Linked DNA regions of Mus musculus: region 1 is linked to region 2. Evidence: chromatin loops called from intact Hi-C (ENCODE). Cell type or tissue: left cerebral cortex. All regions are shown on one strand.

Region 1 (8,000 bases), 68 kb before region 2:
TTCAGCTTCGTGTCCCACCAAGGCTTCTCGAACTATGCTGAGCAGTGATTCAGTTCAGGAGAATATATAGCATTTATCCAGCACCAACCATCTGCCAGAAAATCTGCTCACTCGACACATCACATTTAACCCAAGTTAATGCTGCCCCGAATTAGAAGGGGCAGTCAAGGTCACTAGATTAAGGCTGCTAAATTCAGTACTAACCCAGTATTAAGTGGAACTCTAAAATACCACATTTTCACAACACTGAGATTGGAGATGGGAACGCCATTGATAGGATCTAACTGGAACCTGGATAATGTCAGATTGCCCAGTAGTCAACGGTCACCGTCTGCCACTTTAAAACTAGCAAAAGCATAAACCTCGTTGGGTGTCACTTCCGATGCTTTCCCCAGTATGTATGTATGTATGTATGTATACACATATATATATTCCCATGCCTTATGAGCGAGCTTCTCAAATCCGCCCTCCCAGTCTTCCATTTGGTAGCTGGGTAAAGCTGCTTTCTGGGCTGTGACAGGGCCAGTAACAAGAGGAAGTCACAAAGGCCACCTCAACCAGAGAGAGCAGAAACCCAAACACAGTTATGTCACCTTCTGCAATCCTTCACAGATTCTACGGGAAATCCACCTTAAACAAGCAACCACCCCAGGGGTCACCTTGACCCCCGCAAGGTATCAGACCTGAGTTCAGTGCCATGCAAACCTCGCCTAGGGTGCAGCACACACCCAGAAACCTCGGCGACCGCTCCAAGCCTGCGTGGTTAAGGACACCAGGGGACACCAGCAAGCCGGACCGGTCGGCCGGCAGAAACCCTTCACGGCTCGAACCTCGCAACTGCCTGCCTCGGGCTGCTGTTCTCCGGCCCAAGGCGACGCGGCAAAAGTGTACCTGCGGGGTGTAGGCTTCCGAAGCCCAAGCTCCAGCCAACTTCTGCGTGAAACTGCTAAACTTGTAGTACATGTTGGCGGAGGCCCGCTTCGCACCGCCGCTGCCTGTGCGACCGCCCTAGAAAAGGACCCGGCTTCCCCTTAGGCCCGCCCAAAGCTCAGCGCAAGGACCTTAATCCAAAATGCGGACTGTCTAGAGAACGCCTGACTTAAAACATAGCCTCCTACGCAACGTCGGGGGGAAAAAACCGCGCTTTCTCAAGACCTAGAAACGAAAACAAACTCTAAAAGACATGGAAAGAGGCTGTGTTCAGGCTTCCCGAAAACTCAGGCTTCTCTGTACCACTCACTTGGATGTGGGCAGTGCCAAGGCGCCTTGACAGGTGCGCAAGCGTCCTGTGGACAAAGAGGGCGGCTGAGAGCGACACAGTCGGTCAGAGCGAGTTCTGGGCGGGGCCTAGAGCGGGGGCGGGCCCAGGACGTGGGTGGGGTCTCGTCAGGCCCAGGTCCCGCCCCATTTCAGGGTTATTAGTATCTGTTGAGGGGTCTTAATGTACCAAGGGTTGTTAGGAATTTCACCTCAGTTATGACAAGAACAGCTCTTTGGAGCCGTGAGTGCATCGCCTGTAAGCAAAATCCTGTCTCAATGCCGGGAAAAGTGACAGGAAAGGAAAGAGAGTGGGAGAGAAGGAGATAGGAGAGAGAAGAGGAAAGGGGAGAAAAGAGAAGAGAGATCAAGGAGGGAGATGGTGAGAGGAAGAAAGGAAAGAAGGGGTAGAGGGGAAGAGGAAAAAGAGGTGAGGGAGAGAGAGGAAAGAGGGAAGAAAAGAGGGAAGGAGGAGAGAAAAGAAAGAGGAAGGGGAGAGAGGGAAGAAAGGAAAGAGAGGGAAGGGAGAAAAGAGGGAAGAAGAGGGAAGGAAAGAGGGGAGAAGGAAAGAGAGAGAGGGGAGAAGAAGAGGGAAGAATCTATAGGCTTTGTGTAGACGTAAACTTAAAGCACCTGTGTGTGCATCTTGCGCTTTTGAGAGTGAGATTTTGTCAGCATTCATTTGGTTGCTCATCTCTTCCTAGGCCCTGTTCTTTGAGATAAACGTATGCAGGGGAGGTGACTGGGAACACTTGTGAAATCTCTACCTTCTGCTTGAATGATGCGCAGTTACAGCTTCCTGGTTATGGTTATACTCTGCCGCACCATGCAGTGTGACTTAAGCTTCCACTCTGAGTCGAATACTGCATAAACAGAGTGTGCCGGCTTCCTAACCTCCAGGAACAAGTTTTTAGTCCTATCATTTAACCAGAGGTTTTTGCACACACATTATAGATTTATGCATACTATATTTTAAATGTAAGTTGGTAATGAATAGCTGATGATGCCAAGCTTAACATAGTATTTTCTCTAAATGCATTGAACCCCCACAACCCGAGAATTGGTACTATGACCATCTCTATTTTACAGCACAGAAGAACGGAGCGACTTGCTGAGGACAGCAATTAGTGGCAGAGTCAGGCACCAGGCTCAAGAGTACAGATAAATAGATATAAATCCAGGGCTGGAGAGAGAGCTCAGCGGTTTTAAGAGCACTGACTGCTCTTCCAAAGGTCCTGAGTTCAAATCCCAGCAGCCACATGGTGGCTCACAACCGTCCAGAATGGGATTGACACCCTCTTCTGGAGGATCTGAAGACAGATACAGTGTACTTACATATAATAAGTAAATAAATCTTTAAAGAATAAGAAGAAAAGACTCAAGGCTGAGCACTCTAGAGCAAGGGTGTGAATTAGCATCCTGCCTTTGTCTTCAGCACCTCAAATACCCTGAACAGCAAAGATTCCAGCAGCTTCTAATGATGAGTAATCCAACCTTACTGTCCACCCAGGCTTAGTTGCTGCAACCAACACCATGACCAAAAAGCAAATTGAGGAGGAAAGGGTTTATGCAGCCTACACTTCCACATTGCCGTTCATCACCAAAGGAAGTCAAGACAGGGAGTCAAGTAGGGCAGGAACCTGGAGGCCAAAGCTGATGCAGAGGCCATGAAGGGGCAGATCTTACAGGCTTGCTTTCTCTGGCCTGCTCAGCCTGCTTTCTTATAGAACACAAGACCAACAGCCCAGGGATGGCACCACCCATAATGGGCTGGGTCTTCCCACATCAATCACTAGTTAAGAAAATGCCCTACAGCCAGAGTTTATGAAGGCATTTTCTCAATTGAGGTTCCCTCCTTTCAGATAACACTAGTTTGTGTGTCAAGTTGACATAAGTCTAGCCAGGGTGATACCTTTACAAAGGCATGGTATGATGTAACACAAAGAAAAGAAATTTAAAAAAATCACAATTTCTGTTTGAGTTCTAGTTTCTCTGCAGCTGAATGATTTAAGCCTGATGATGGCCCTTTGTGAAACCTCATTCCCTCTTCAATGGAGGGGTAGCCATCGTTACCCCGTCTCCTTTACTCACGATCAGAGACTCAACCATTCAGGAGACTATAAAGCTTATGTAAAGTTCATGACCTAAGCTGCTTTGTCCTTTCGGGTCTCAACAGAACTTGGCTATAGACAAGAAGATCAATTAACTTGTGTGACAGTGTGTCTATGCTTGGGCTAGAGAGGGGCACTATTAGGAGGTGTGGCCTTGTTGGAGTAGGTGTGTCACTGTGGATGTGGGCTTTAAGACCCTCATCCTAGTTGCCTGAAAGTGAGTTTTCCACTAGCAGTCTTCAGATGAAGACGTAGAACTCTAAGCTCCTCCTGCACCATGCCTGCCTGGATGCTGCCATGCCCCCACCTTGATGATAATGGACTAAACCTCTGAACCTGTAAGCCAGACCCAATTAAATATTGTCCTTATAAGAGTTGCCTTGATTATGGTATCTGTTTACAGAAGTAAAACCCTAACTAAGACAGCATGGTTACTTAGATCTCAGTTATTCTAAGTCAGTGGTTCTCAACCTCCCTAATGCTGTGACCCTTTAGTACAGTTCCTCGTGCTGTGGTGACCCCCAACCACAAAATTAATTTCATTGCTACTTCATAACTGTAATTTTGCTACTGTTATGAATTGAAATGTAAATACCTGATATGCAGGGTATCTGATATGCGACCTCCCCCCCAGGCAACCCACAGGTCCACAGGTTGAGAACCAAGAAGAAGAGGAGGAGAAGGGAGAGGAAGAGGAGGAGAAGGAGGAGGGGAGGGGGAGGGGAAAAGGAGGAGGAGGAAGAGGAGGGAGAGGAGGAGGCAGCAACAACTTGCTAACATATACTGGTTGTAAGGAAAGGTTTTTCCTAGGTTTATACGGAATAAGAAAAGTGAACGGCTTAGGACAGCTCCCATCTTCATCCTGTCTTCCAGGCATATTTTGGAAGAGGTAGGAGAGAGTGCTGCCCAGTGTCTAGCGGCATCCAGGTGTGGCAGCTACTTGAAGTATAAAGGTGCCTGTCAACACTGCTTATTTTCTTAAAATCCCTGCCTTCTGATTTTAGATCCTGCAAGACATAAATTAAGAATCCTGAAAATGTTACACCAGCCGGGCTGTTCAGTGGGAGATAAAATGTCAGTAGCAGAGTGTGGGTTGGGATGTCACATGGAGTGGCTGATCACAGAGAGATTTTTGTCTCATTTCCCAAATAAGATGCAGCAGCCTCTGACAGCACTGAGGCACACTCTCCTCACCCGCACCGCGCATCCCACCCAGCACCAGACAGCTTCTTTTTTTTTTTTTTTAAATCATGATACCTTCAGGTTGTTCTCCAGATGGACTTCTAAAGGGAAGTGACCAGAGCCCAGGGTATAAAAGCTTGCCAAATGCTGAGTGATATGACCAAGTGCAGATGCCAACTGGTGGACCAGAAGAAATGCTGCTGCTTTTGAGGGCTGTGTGCTAACGGCCTCTGGAAGGCTGCTCTCTGAGAGCATGTAGGCCGTGGATGGAAGCCAATATAAAGTTTAAACTGAGTTATGCTCAACATAGATAGGATCTGCCTTGTGAAATAATTCTTAATTTTTAATTCTCTTAATCTTTCCTAGAATTGGCTTTTTTTTTTTCTGTTTTGATTGACACATGGTAGGTAAGATAGGGCTAATGTGGGAAGCCACATATGCCATTACAAGGTGGCGCTGGCTACCGCTGGCCACCACGCATAAGTCTGGGTAAGCAACCAATGTGTACATATGCAGTAAAGTTTTTCACCAAGTCACTGCCTGGCCTGGGCATGATAATGAGGCTCTGCAAGGTACTGAGAGAGAATAACCAATCAGATGAGAGACATGCAAATGAGGTATGATAATGAGCCTCAGTGAGGTACTGAGAGAGAATAACCAATCAGATGAGGAACATGCAAATGAGGTAGAATGTATAACCAATCCGGGTGTGAGAGACGCCTCTCCTATGCCTATATAAGCAGCACCAGTTCTGGGCTCAGGGTCTTCTTGCCTATACAGTAAATGCTCTCCCAATAAACGTGTGCAGAAGGATCCTGTTGTGGCGTCTGCTTTGCTGGCGAGTCGGGCTCACAGGCTAAAAACACTTAGGCCCCATAACAGTCAGGGTGATTGTGAACCCTCTTTTGGGTCCCTTACATTTTTCCTTGTTCCCAAAGGAGTCATATATTACCTGCTTTGACGTCTCCTGTTAGAAGTAGATACTCAAGGTTTTGTTGGTGAGCATTTGTCTTAGGGATATTTCCCATGAAGAAGTGATGTCCAGGGCAGAGTCCCAAAGAAACCCCACCTTTCCTTGCTGTATTGCTTATTTCATTGCCAAATGTGTGTACTGGGTGACACTTGTGATCCTGGGATGTGTGCAGGTGAGTTGTGGCCATTCTGAGGTTGTGTCCCTGGTGGGAAATGGGGTGGAGCAGGTGTGGTGTCAAAGTGACATTATACCTCTCTGTGACTTGTATCCACCATCCTTGGCAATAAGGAAATAAGCAGGAACAGGAAGAGAGGGAGTATATTTCCTCACAATCTGATATTTAAAACTGCTGCCGATCACCCTCCAGAAAACCTCTGGAAAAGCGCTGGAAAAGCACACTGAGGGCCAAGCTCAGTTTCTGATGCTTATGGTGACACCCTGGGCAATTATTTGGTAATTTTCATGTGGAAGAAAACTCAGCTGTTACCTTTTATTCCTTTTTTTTTTTTTTTTTTTTTTTTTTTTTTTTTTGTGAAATAATCCCTTAACTGGTATGTGGAGTTTTCTCTTCAAAACCTAAAATCTAGGATTATATTTTTACTTTAAAACAGCCCTTTGTAGAAGCCTGGCCTAGTCATAGCCAGGAATGTCTGAATGGCCCATTTCTAGCCCAAGGGACAAAGAAGCGGCAGCTGAGTCAGGACAGCTTTCTTGCAGTTTGGGATGGACATATTGGCATCATCTCCCTACTCTGACCTTCTTCTCACTGTTGAATGGCAACATGGCGCAGGAAGCTGCCTCCGAGTTGCCTGCCTGCCTGCCTGCCTGCTTCCAAGTAAGTCAAAAGCGCATCCAAGGAGATTATGGATTTAACTCAAGTTTGACACATCACATTTCATTTCACTGGTAAAGAAAGGCTGAGGTATGACTCATAATTTATTTTAAATCATTTTAAATACACTTAATTATGTGCAGTGAAAAGTTGAGCTCCAGAGCAAGACTCAAGCTGCTTTACATTAAATTGTCTATAAAAATACAGCATGTATATTGTTCTGTCCGCGGCACGGCAGGGAAACAGTGGCCTTCCCTAGTTTGGAGGTGACAGAGGGCTACTCCTAATCCCTGGGCATCCTTGCCCTCTGCATCATATACGTCTGCAGGATTGAAATGTTTTTACAATGTGCATATATTACCTTCATAAGTATGTGTACATTGTGTATACATACAATAACACACATTCCCTAAGAGGTGACCTGCTGTGCCGATACACACCATGAATGACAGCATCTGGATAAAGGCAGGTGGATCACTCTGAGTTTTAGGCTAGCTTGATCTACATAACGAATTCCAGGCCAGCCAGGGCTACACAGAGACATTCTGTCAAAACAAACAAACAAACAAACAAACAAAACAAAACAGACACCAAAACTCCCCAAAAGGCATATAAATTAGAATTTAGAAAATATTTCTTTTGTATCTATATTCCAAACTATAGTCAATTTCAGTCTTTCTTTAAGCACCCTGGATAGATGTGAGAACTACTGAGTGACAGTTTCCAAGTGCTAAAGCACTCAGGAATTGGCCCCAGGGCCATTTTGCACTCTAGAGCTAACACAATATAGTGCTGCTTTTTATAGACAGGATGAGTGAGTGAGTGAGTGAGTGAGTGAGTGAGTGAGTGAATAAGTCAGCAAATGAGTTCAAAAATGGACAAACACTACCTCCATGCATCCTGGTGAGAATGGACAGTCACTTCCACGCTCTGCCGACAGCTGAGAAGACTGGCAATTGGGAGGAAAGATGAAGAATCACACCCTTGAAATGAGGCTTAGTGGCACATCTGTAAGCTCAGCACTCAGGAGGCACACACAGGAGGGTCAGGGTTCAAGACCAGCATGAGTTAGATAGCAAAGCTGAGACCAGCCTGAACTACACCCCGATTGTAATCAAATCAGCGCACTCCTGCATCTCATTTGGATGATTGACAGGCCATTTTCTTCTAAGGCACTTCTTGTGAAAACTCTCACCTGAACCTATCCAGTATGAAAACATGGAGTAGTCTATGCCAGGGCTAGTCTGGAGATCTTGATCACAGACTCTAAATCCACCAGGTTTGTGCCCTTGTAATACTTCATTAGCTCCTCTTGACTACAGAATATATATATAAATATATAACAACAGGCTAATAGAATTGAATATGACAATATGGGCTGGAAAGCTTTAATACATATCTAATATATTAAGTGTGTGTGTGTGTGTGTGTGTGTGTGTGTGTGTGTGTGTATCAGACACAGACCCTGTTTGAAAAGTATCTGAGAGGAATGGGTTATAATTAAAACTGTAACCTAAAATATGGAAAAAAAATCCCTGGGAATCTAGCTTAACTGGTAAAGCGCTTATCACACAAATTTAAGTACCTGAGTTTGATCCTTAGCCCACACAAAAGAGCCAAGCACTGTGACCATGACGTATTCCTA
Region 2 (8,000 bases):
ATTAGTATATATAAAAAAAAAATCAATCTGTCACTATGTTTCCAGTCCTGGCTGGTTTTGTCAACTTGACACAAGCTCGAGTCATCAGAGAGGAAGGAACCTCAGATGATGAAACGCCTCCATGAGATCCAGCTGTAAGGCATTTTCTCAATTAGTGATCGGTGAGGGGAGGGCCCAGCCTATTGTGGGTGACGCCATCCCTGGGCTGGTGGTCCTGGGTTCTATAAGAAAGCAGGCTGAACTATCTATGTAAGCAGCACCCCACCATGGCCTCTGCATCAGCTCCTGCCTCCAGGTTCCTCCCCAGTTTGAGTTCCTGTCCTGTCCTTTCTTCCTTCGATGAAAAACAGTGCTGTGGAAGTGTAAGCCCAGTGAACCCTTCCCTCTCCAGCTTGCTTTCTGGTCATGGAGTTTCATCCAGAAAGACAGAAACTCCAAGACATTTCCTTTCTTACAAAACAGATAAGCACTTTGACATTCACGCTCTGCAAATGCCTCTATTCTGTTATGGGCAGCACTGTAGCCATGGAAAACAATACCAGTAATTGAAACCTAACAAAAGGAATCTCTCTTTATGGCAGCATTATGGGGAGTGGTGATTTTAAAGGAGCAGGCATAAGTGAGGACGTGGAGTCATTGCTTGGAGGTGAATGTCAAATAGCATTCTCCATGGCTTTTACCCACTAAATGTTGCTTATTCTTTGACTTGGGTTATGCAGTTGGATTCATGGTGATATTTCTAAATACCCACCAGAGCTACTAAATGAAATCTGGGCATAAGAACTGGTGTGGTGGTGTGTGTCTATAAATCCCAACATCAGGAGCATTGCTACACAATTGAGGCCAGCCTGGGTTAGAGGCAAGACTCTGTCTCAAAAAAAAAAAACAAAAAAAGCAAAAAAAAAAAAAAAAACAAAACCCGAAAACACGATAAACTAAAGGGCACTATAAATGCAGATTATCACATTCCATTCCCTAAACTGCCCATTAAGCCTACACAAAAGGCCAAAAGCTAAAGTGCACTTCTGGGAAATATAGCTCAGAGAGAGTGCACTTGAGGTCCTAGGTTCAATCCCCAGAAGGAGAAACAAGGGTTAAAGTGCTCCGTGGAAATGCCTGAGAGAACTAGGAAATCTAAAAGTGTCCATGTTAAGCTGTCACCTACCTAGTGGAGCAACATCACCATACTAGGTGGCACTTCACGGGTCTAGGGAACATTCCACAACAAACAGGACAGTAAAGCACTAATTTTCTTTCTGTAAAAAAAAAAAAAAAAGAAAGAAAAAGAACTGCTGTGCCCATTCCCAGAGGTATAGACGGGTTCTTGAAAGGCAGGAAGCAAACACCATATGAATGCTTGCTGAACAAACAGAGCAGTGTAGGCAACCTTCCTCACCAACTGGAGCCTGTCCAGAGTTCTTGAGTAAAGCTTCCTGCTCAGCTGTGACTCTCCTAAACAATGCAATGACAGTAACCAACTGCCTGTAGCACACATGTATACATATACAACACACACACACACACACACACACACACACACACACACACACACACATACCCCACATGCTCATAGGCATGCATTTTTTTGGAAAATTCTACTGAAGGGCTTAGAAGGGTGGCTCTGTGGTAAGAGTGTTTGCTTAGCATATTATAAGGTCATTTTCCAGCACTGGGGGTGACAGTGGGATAAGAGATCATGAGAAAGAAAAAGACAAAACATCTCTTAAAAGTATGAATTCCTTCTGTACATTGTGGCACATGCCTGTAATCTAAGCATTTGGGAGGTAGAGACCTGAAAAAAAATCACTAGTTCAAGACCAGCTTGAGGCCAGGAGGCAAAGACAGACAGATCTTTGTGAATTTAAAGGCAGCCTGGTCTACACAGTGAGTTCCAGGATAGCCAGGGCTACATAATGAGACGAGATAGTTAGGTAGATAGATAGATAGATAGATAGATAGATAGATAGATAGATAGCGCTGACTAGGATATGTGGAATCCTATTTCATTATAAATCCCAAACAAAATCAAACAAACAAATTAAAAATTTGAGTTTCGTAAAGTACGGCATAATTCCAAATTTTTAAGGCCTCTAAAAATAATAACTGTGTTTAATTAGAACTAAAAGTGAGGAAGGAATCTCTAAAGCATTGAAGAAAACTGTTTTAGAGTATGTATGTATGTATGTATGTATGTATGGCTGGTACCCTTGGAGGCCAGAAGAAAGAATTGGGTCCCCTAGAACGAGAGTTAGGAAGGCTTGTGGGCCACCAAGGGGATGGTAGGGAACTGAACCCAACTGATAAGAGCAGCCAGTGGTCTTAACTGATGAGCCATCTCTCTAGCCACTAAAAGCATTAGCAGTCTGGAATCAACTTTCTGTTGCCTATCCTAGCCTGACACAATTAAAACCATTCCTAACTCATACCCCAGTGGAGCAGACTTAGCTGCTCCTAGAATCTGGGTGGGATAAATGGTGTAGAACCTGGGGTGAGGTAGACCAGAAGGCCGCCTATATCTGTTCCACCTTGACTTCCTGTAACCCTGTAGATACTTACTGCAGGTTTGACTGGGAGATCAGTCTGCTGTGTTACACAAAGAACACATACCTATGTCAGGTCAGAGGGGTTACTTTGCCGCTGTGTGTTAAGTTAAAGTTGCAAAGCTTAGCTGTATAACAGAACTAGACGTTTTCAGTTGTTTATTCTCATGTCTATAAAGAAAAATGAAACAAGCTTTTTCTAGGAAATATCCAACCAACTTAGATAATTAATTCTCCTCACATGAACATTTAGGTCTATCCTATTTCCACGCTGCAGGATCACAGAGATGTAAGCAAGACATGTGCCCAAAGATTTAGAAGGGCTGATGAGATGGCTCTGCAGGTAAAAGGTGAAAGATTTAGAAGGGCTGATGAGATGGCTCTGCAGGTAAAAGGTGATGGTTTCCAAGCCATATGGACTGAGTTCAATCCCAGAAACCACCTGGTGTATGCAGTGGGTTGCCCTCTGACCTCGACACACATACAAGCATGCACACACGCACACATGTATGCATATGCACACGTGTACTATAAACACATAAAATAAATAAATGTACTTTAAAAAAAGAATATTTTGACATACCGACAGCTACTATGAATGAATCGATTTTAACATTTTAAAATAAGAATTTGCAAATGTGCAATCACATGTAACCCCAAGAATAAACAGACGTGTGTAAACCAGCAACTCAATAACAGTAATAAAAAAAATAAATCAATAAAGGGGGTTTGGGGAGCATTGGGCATGGTGGCACATGCCTTTAATCCCAGTATTTGGGAGGCAGAGAAAGGTGGATCTCTGAGTTCAAGGCCAGTCTGGTATCTAGAGCAGGTCCAGGACAGCCAGGGATACACTGAGAACTCCTGTCTCAAACAACAAAAAAAAAAAGAATTTATTAAGTTATACACTCAGTTTTACAAATGCTCTCTAACTTTGTTTCCCTATCTTCCTACTCTCTTGTTTCAGAGAATACGAATCAAGTCATGTGTAAGAGGAAGGGATCAGATTCGCTCAAACAAAGTACACTCAAAAGAAAGATTCGGGCGTCCTTCCCTCTTCGGTGTTCTGAGGATAGCTGGCTCCCTGGGGTGGGGGTGGGAGAGCATTTCTGCCATGAAGACCAGAGTGTGAAGACTGATAAAGTGCATCTCAGAAGGAGGCTCCACCTCAGCAATTTAAAAAGTATCATTTCTGTGGGGTGTGTGTGTGTGTGTGTGTGTGTGTGTGTGTGTGCTATCTGTGTAAAAGTGCCGTGCAGAAGCTCACAGAGACCAGAAGAGGGCATCAGATCCCCAGGGTCTGGAGTTCTCAACAGTTGTGAGCTAACATGTGGGTGATGAGAACTAACTCCAGTGTTCTACAAGAACTGGAAGTGCTCTTAAACACTGAGCCATCTGTCCTAGGGTTTTGTTTTTTAGAGCAGCTGGGTGTTGTAACTTGTATCTGTAATTCTAGCACTTGGGAGGCACGAGGCAGGAGGAGTGTCACAAGTTTACGGTCAGCTTTATCTACACAGCAGAGACCCTTAACAAACAAACAAACACAACACCAAAATAAGCAAATATATACAATGAAATGAAATTAGTAACATTCAGAGAAAGCTGGAAAAAAAAAAAAAAAGTCTGCTCCTAGGAAGCTCCAGCATCCTAAAGGACAAAACACGCTGTTGTATTTTCTCATTTACAAACGAACCCGTTCATCATGTCTCATCCCCTTGTTTACAGGACGCTCACTGCTGTTACCAACACCCAAGATGCTTCTCAATGAAAGCCAGCCCCCATGAACAGACCAGCATCATCACTTGCTACCTCAAAGCAACTCAGAGCTCGCGTGGCTTCCCACGTGTGGCTCTCCATGCGCACGTTCACACGTGTCTGTCTCCTCGTCTACCTCAGGCCCCTCTGTAACGGACACTGTGAGGACCTGGTGACCTGTGTGTGCCCTCGAGGGTCCCAGCTCAGTGGAGTACTAAGTTGCTTGGAGATGGAATCCATATTCACATGGAGAGTCTCTCAGTGCCAGAAAAATTAAAGGCTACCATATCCTTACTAATAATATAGATGAGCTATCATTTGCATACGATTTGCATAAATCACAAAGCTTAAAAATAAATAACACCAGGCCATATGTTCAGTTAAAATGAAACAAAAAGTATATATAAATAACAATCTAGTGTGTAAAACTATACCAGTGAAGGTACTAGGAAAAAAATGGTGAGGTTTTTATTTTTAATGGGCAGTATCACATGAATTTGCTATTATTGCCTGATCATGGCAACGAGAATGAAATGTGGCCTATGCTAGTTTCTGCCAAAGCTAGAGGCGTGTGCAGAGCAAACTGCTGGGCCTGCTTAAAGGAGGCTAAGTTTCCAGCGCCAACTGCACAGTCACCGCACGCTCTCGTGCCTTGGTTTTTCTACCCGTAATGATAAAAGCTGGACTGATGGCTAAGATTCCTTTAATGGACACTTCTGGCGAGTCTTTCTTTGAAAAGGTTATCCCAGTCCCTAACCCGTTCCCTTCAACCCTGATAACCACAGTGCGTATACTAAAGTGTTCATGAATCAGTAACTCTGATGTGTGTGTGTGTGTGGGGGGGTGTTCAAGTGTTATTATGACTTATTGAAAAAGCAATATTTTCATTCATACTGCAGAAACGTAGCAGTGAACAGCCAGCACTTTTGCACACCAGCACTCTGGACGGAGTAGCAGTGTCTGATAACTTTACAAAAAGAGACCCAGTGTATCCGTGCTTCACAATGGTGAGGAGTCAGGCCAGAGAACTACATCTGCCCTGCTTAGCAACACCGGACCAAGACAACAACATTTCTCCTTTTACAACAGCCTAGTGACAGCGCGTAAGTATGGCTGTTGTGCCGACAAAAAGCTCAAGAAGTATCGTCTCTTCTTTACGAGCCTTGTGGTTCTAAAGAAGAAGAGCTTCAGCCGAGAACTCCGGGTCGAACCCTGAAATATCACAGCACTTCTCTCGTCATTTCATGTTAGCAATGCTCCTGGCAATCTGAATGCTAGGACTCTGAGTCACGGCAACTGACTCTAAATCACCCAACAGAGCGCTAAACAACACAAGGTCTCTCCGTGATATCATGTACTCTTTGGAAGTTATTTCAGTAAAGTGGGGGCCTAACTGGAAAGAGAAAACACACTTCAGGGTCCATAAAGTTGTAAGATAAGAGAAGTGACAGGTGTAAAAATTAAGCCAAGGGTAGGCTAGAGAAGGGTGCAAAGCTTTTCAAATAATATTTTTGCTTGCCTCTAGTTCCGCAATACAGTTTAAATTTGGGCCAACTTTTTAAAGTATTTGTTAAACAGTTCCCACATGTGGCATATGTTTCCAGGATACTTCTGACATTGATATGAGAAATTATAAAACATTTAGAAACGAAAATGTTAGTCTCAAAAATAACACTGTTAAGTTCCAAGCTTCTTCTGAATTCGTTAAGATGGAAAAGCATTTGGAAAATAGTGTCTTTCTGCTTTAAAGTGTTCAAATAATGTGCTTAAGAACAGCCTACAACATCGTAACTGTGCGAGGCAAGGTGGAGGGAGACGAGAGGGAATAAAACCAGGTCCTAGCATCTCCTCTGGTGCTACTGTCCTGTGTGTCCCGGTCCCGGTCCTGCCTACTCCGTAAGTAAACCGCTTTAACCCTTGAGTTGGGAAGAATCATGTCACCCTTCCAACAGGAGGACAACACCATTGCAGTGCTCACCCAGGGAGAAACACGCGAAGAAGAACTAGTGTCAACTCGACCAGATGAAGTGTGCACAAGGACTGGTTTGCAACACGTTAATTCAGGAACTCAGCTGAGAGGCTCCTACTATATCTAGCCGATCTAAACTTGAGCTCGTGGTAGCACTGCACAAAGCTATGGTAGATGAAAGTGATGGGTAATGCCAACAGAACAATCCCACTGACAACACAAACTCCTCCAAGAATTCTTCCAGGCACCGTGATAGGATACATATCTCCATAGCCAACTGTAGTCATAGAGATAATCACCCACCAGCAGGCAGCGGGGATGCTGGCGAAATCCTTGTTGGATGTTTCCAGGTCCAGCCCATGTTCAAGGAGCTGAGAGAGTGCACTAAAGATTGCCATGGCAACACAGATGAAGACAAGTAACATAGCCATCTCTCGGTAGCATCGCTTGAGAGTCAAGCCCAGTGTCTGCAGACCAATGAAGTGCCGGGCAAGCTTGATCACCCAGAAGATCCGCATCATTCGGAGGACCCTCAAGGTGACCCCAGCCCTCTGGAGTTGAGAGTTCTCGCCTGTAAACACTGTCATTAGCACAGAGATGTAATAGGGCGTGATTGCCAGTAAGTCAATGATGTTCAGGGGTCTCTTGACAAACTCACACTTGTTTTTGGAGACGATGAACCGCACGATGCACTCCGCGGTGAACCACCCTATGCAGATAGCTTCAATTATCCTGTCAAGAGAACAAAGAGGAGGATTGATCATTTTATTTTTAAGCATTTTAATAGCTCTTTGGATTCTTCAGATAGTACTACACTGACATATTAATTCAGTCACAGTTCCAGAAAACATGAAGAACAGACAGTGTTAACATCACCAGAGCCACCAGGACGCAACGGGACAATAAGGACTCATGTTAAGGTGGTAACTGAATCCCAAAAGGGTCTTAAACATTAGCCTATATGAGATACTGTTAAATATGAGTAGCCCCCTCCCCTCAAAACTGTCCTATTTAGTGGTGTGAATTTAGCTCAAGCTGATCTAACCACAAAGTAAGGTTTCACATATTCTTTGAGGACAGTGGTTCCCAACCATGAGTTTACAGTGGAGGGTGGGACAGAAGGGTTGTGTTCCTACGAGGTGAAACAAGTCCTGAAATGTGACTCCTCTCTACCCTGCAGTAGGCCTGTGTGGGAGGCGCTGTGGTTGGGGGAAGCTTTAGAAACTGCATGGATGGATGCCCACTGCAGGGGAGTATCAGGCCCACTTCCCTCAGCCATGAAAACAGGCTAAGGATGCCTGGGCTGGACCAAACCATTACTGCCATCTTTCCCCAAAGACCACAACTACTTGGTTTGTTACTTTCACAATGACGTTTATGTAGCATATAATTTATTTCCAGATGTATTTATTTTTATCTTGAGTATATGGGTGTTTGCCTGCATGTATACATGTGCACCACATGTGTGCAGTACCCACATGCTCCTGAAGAGGGCGACAGACCTCCTCGAACTGAAGTTATAGACAGTTATGAGTTGCTATGTGGGTGCTGGGTATCTAGCGTGAATCCTCTGGAAGAGCAGCCAGTGTTCTTGGAACCTAGCCTGTGCAGTGTAGCTTCACAATACAAACAGTTCTGCATACAGAGTCATTATTCCTCATGTGTCTTATATGGCTGTCCATGATGAAAATAATATTTGTAGAGCATCCTACAGCTAAGGGGCAGGCTCCTTAAAA

Evidence for each region. Peaks named below come from ENCODE experiments on the same cell type or tissue, not always from the same donor. Only the 100,000 strongest peaks of a DNase experiment are listed, where the experiment ranks them.
Region 1: it touches region 2 in a loop (9-fold over the local background); 2 of 42 quality-filtered maps call a loop at or near these places.

Annotation. Positions count from the first base shown.
Region 1 is chr17:83,513,313-83,521,312 of GRCm38, forward strand. It overlaps Cox7a2l (cytochrome c oxidase subunit 7A2 like), which reads right to left and starts at 1,021. Exons shown (of 3, transcript NM_009187.3): 1 at 892-1,021. The coding sequence starts at 963. In left cerebral cortex, a CTCF peak has its summit at 1,295; DNase peaks (open chromatin) are centred at 130, 305, 1,067, 1,267 and 3 more places; H3K4me3 peaks cover 2,243 bases; H3K27ac peaks cover 3,016 bases.
Region 2 is chr17:83,581,384-83,589,383 of GRCm38, forward strand. Kcng3 (potassium voltage-gated channel, subfamily G, member 3) reads right to left here. Exons shown (of 2, transcript NM_153512.1): 2 at 4,574-6,996. The coding sequence ends at 6,351. Among named protein-coding and RNA genes, the nearest start is that of Gm34801, 17 kb to the left of the region's middle. In left cerebral cortex, a CTCF peak has its summit at 7,748 (motif pointing right); DNase peaks (open chromatin) are centred at 3,936, 4,464, 4,841, 5,610 and 2 more places.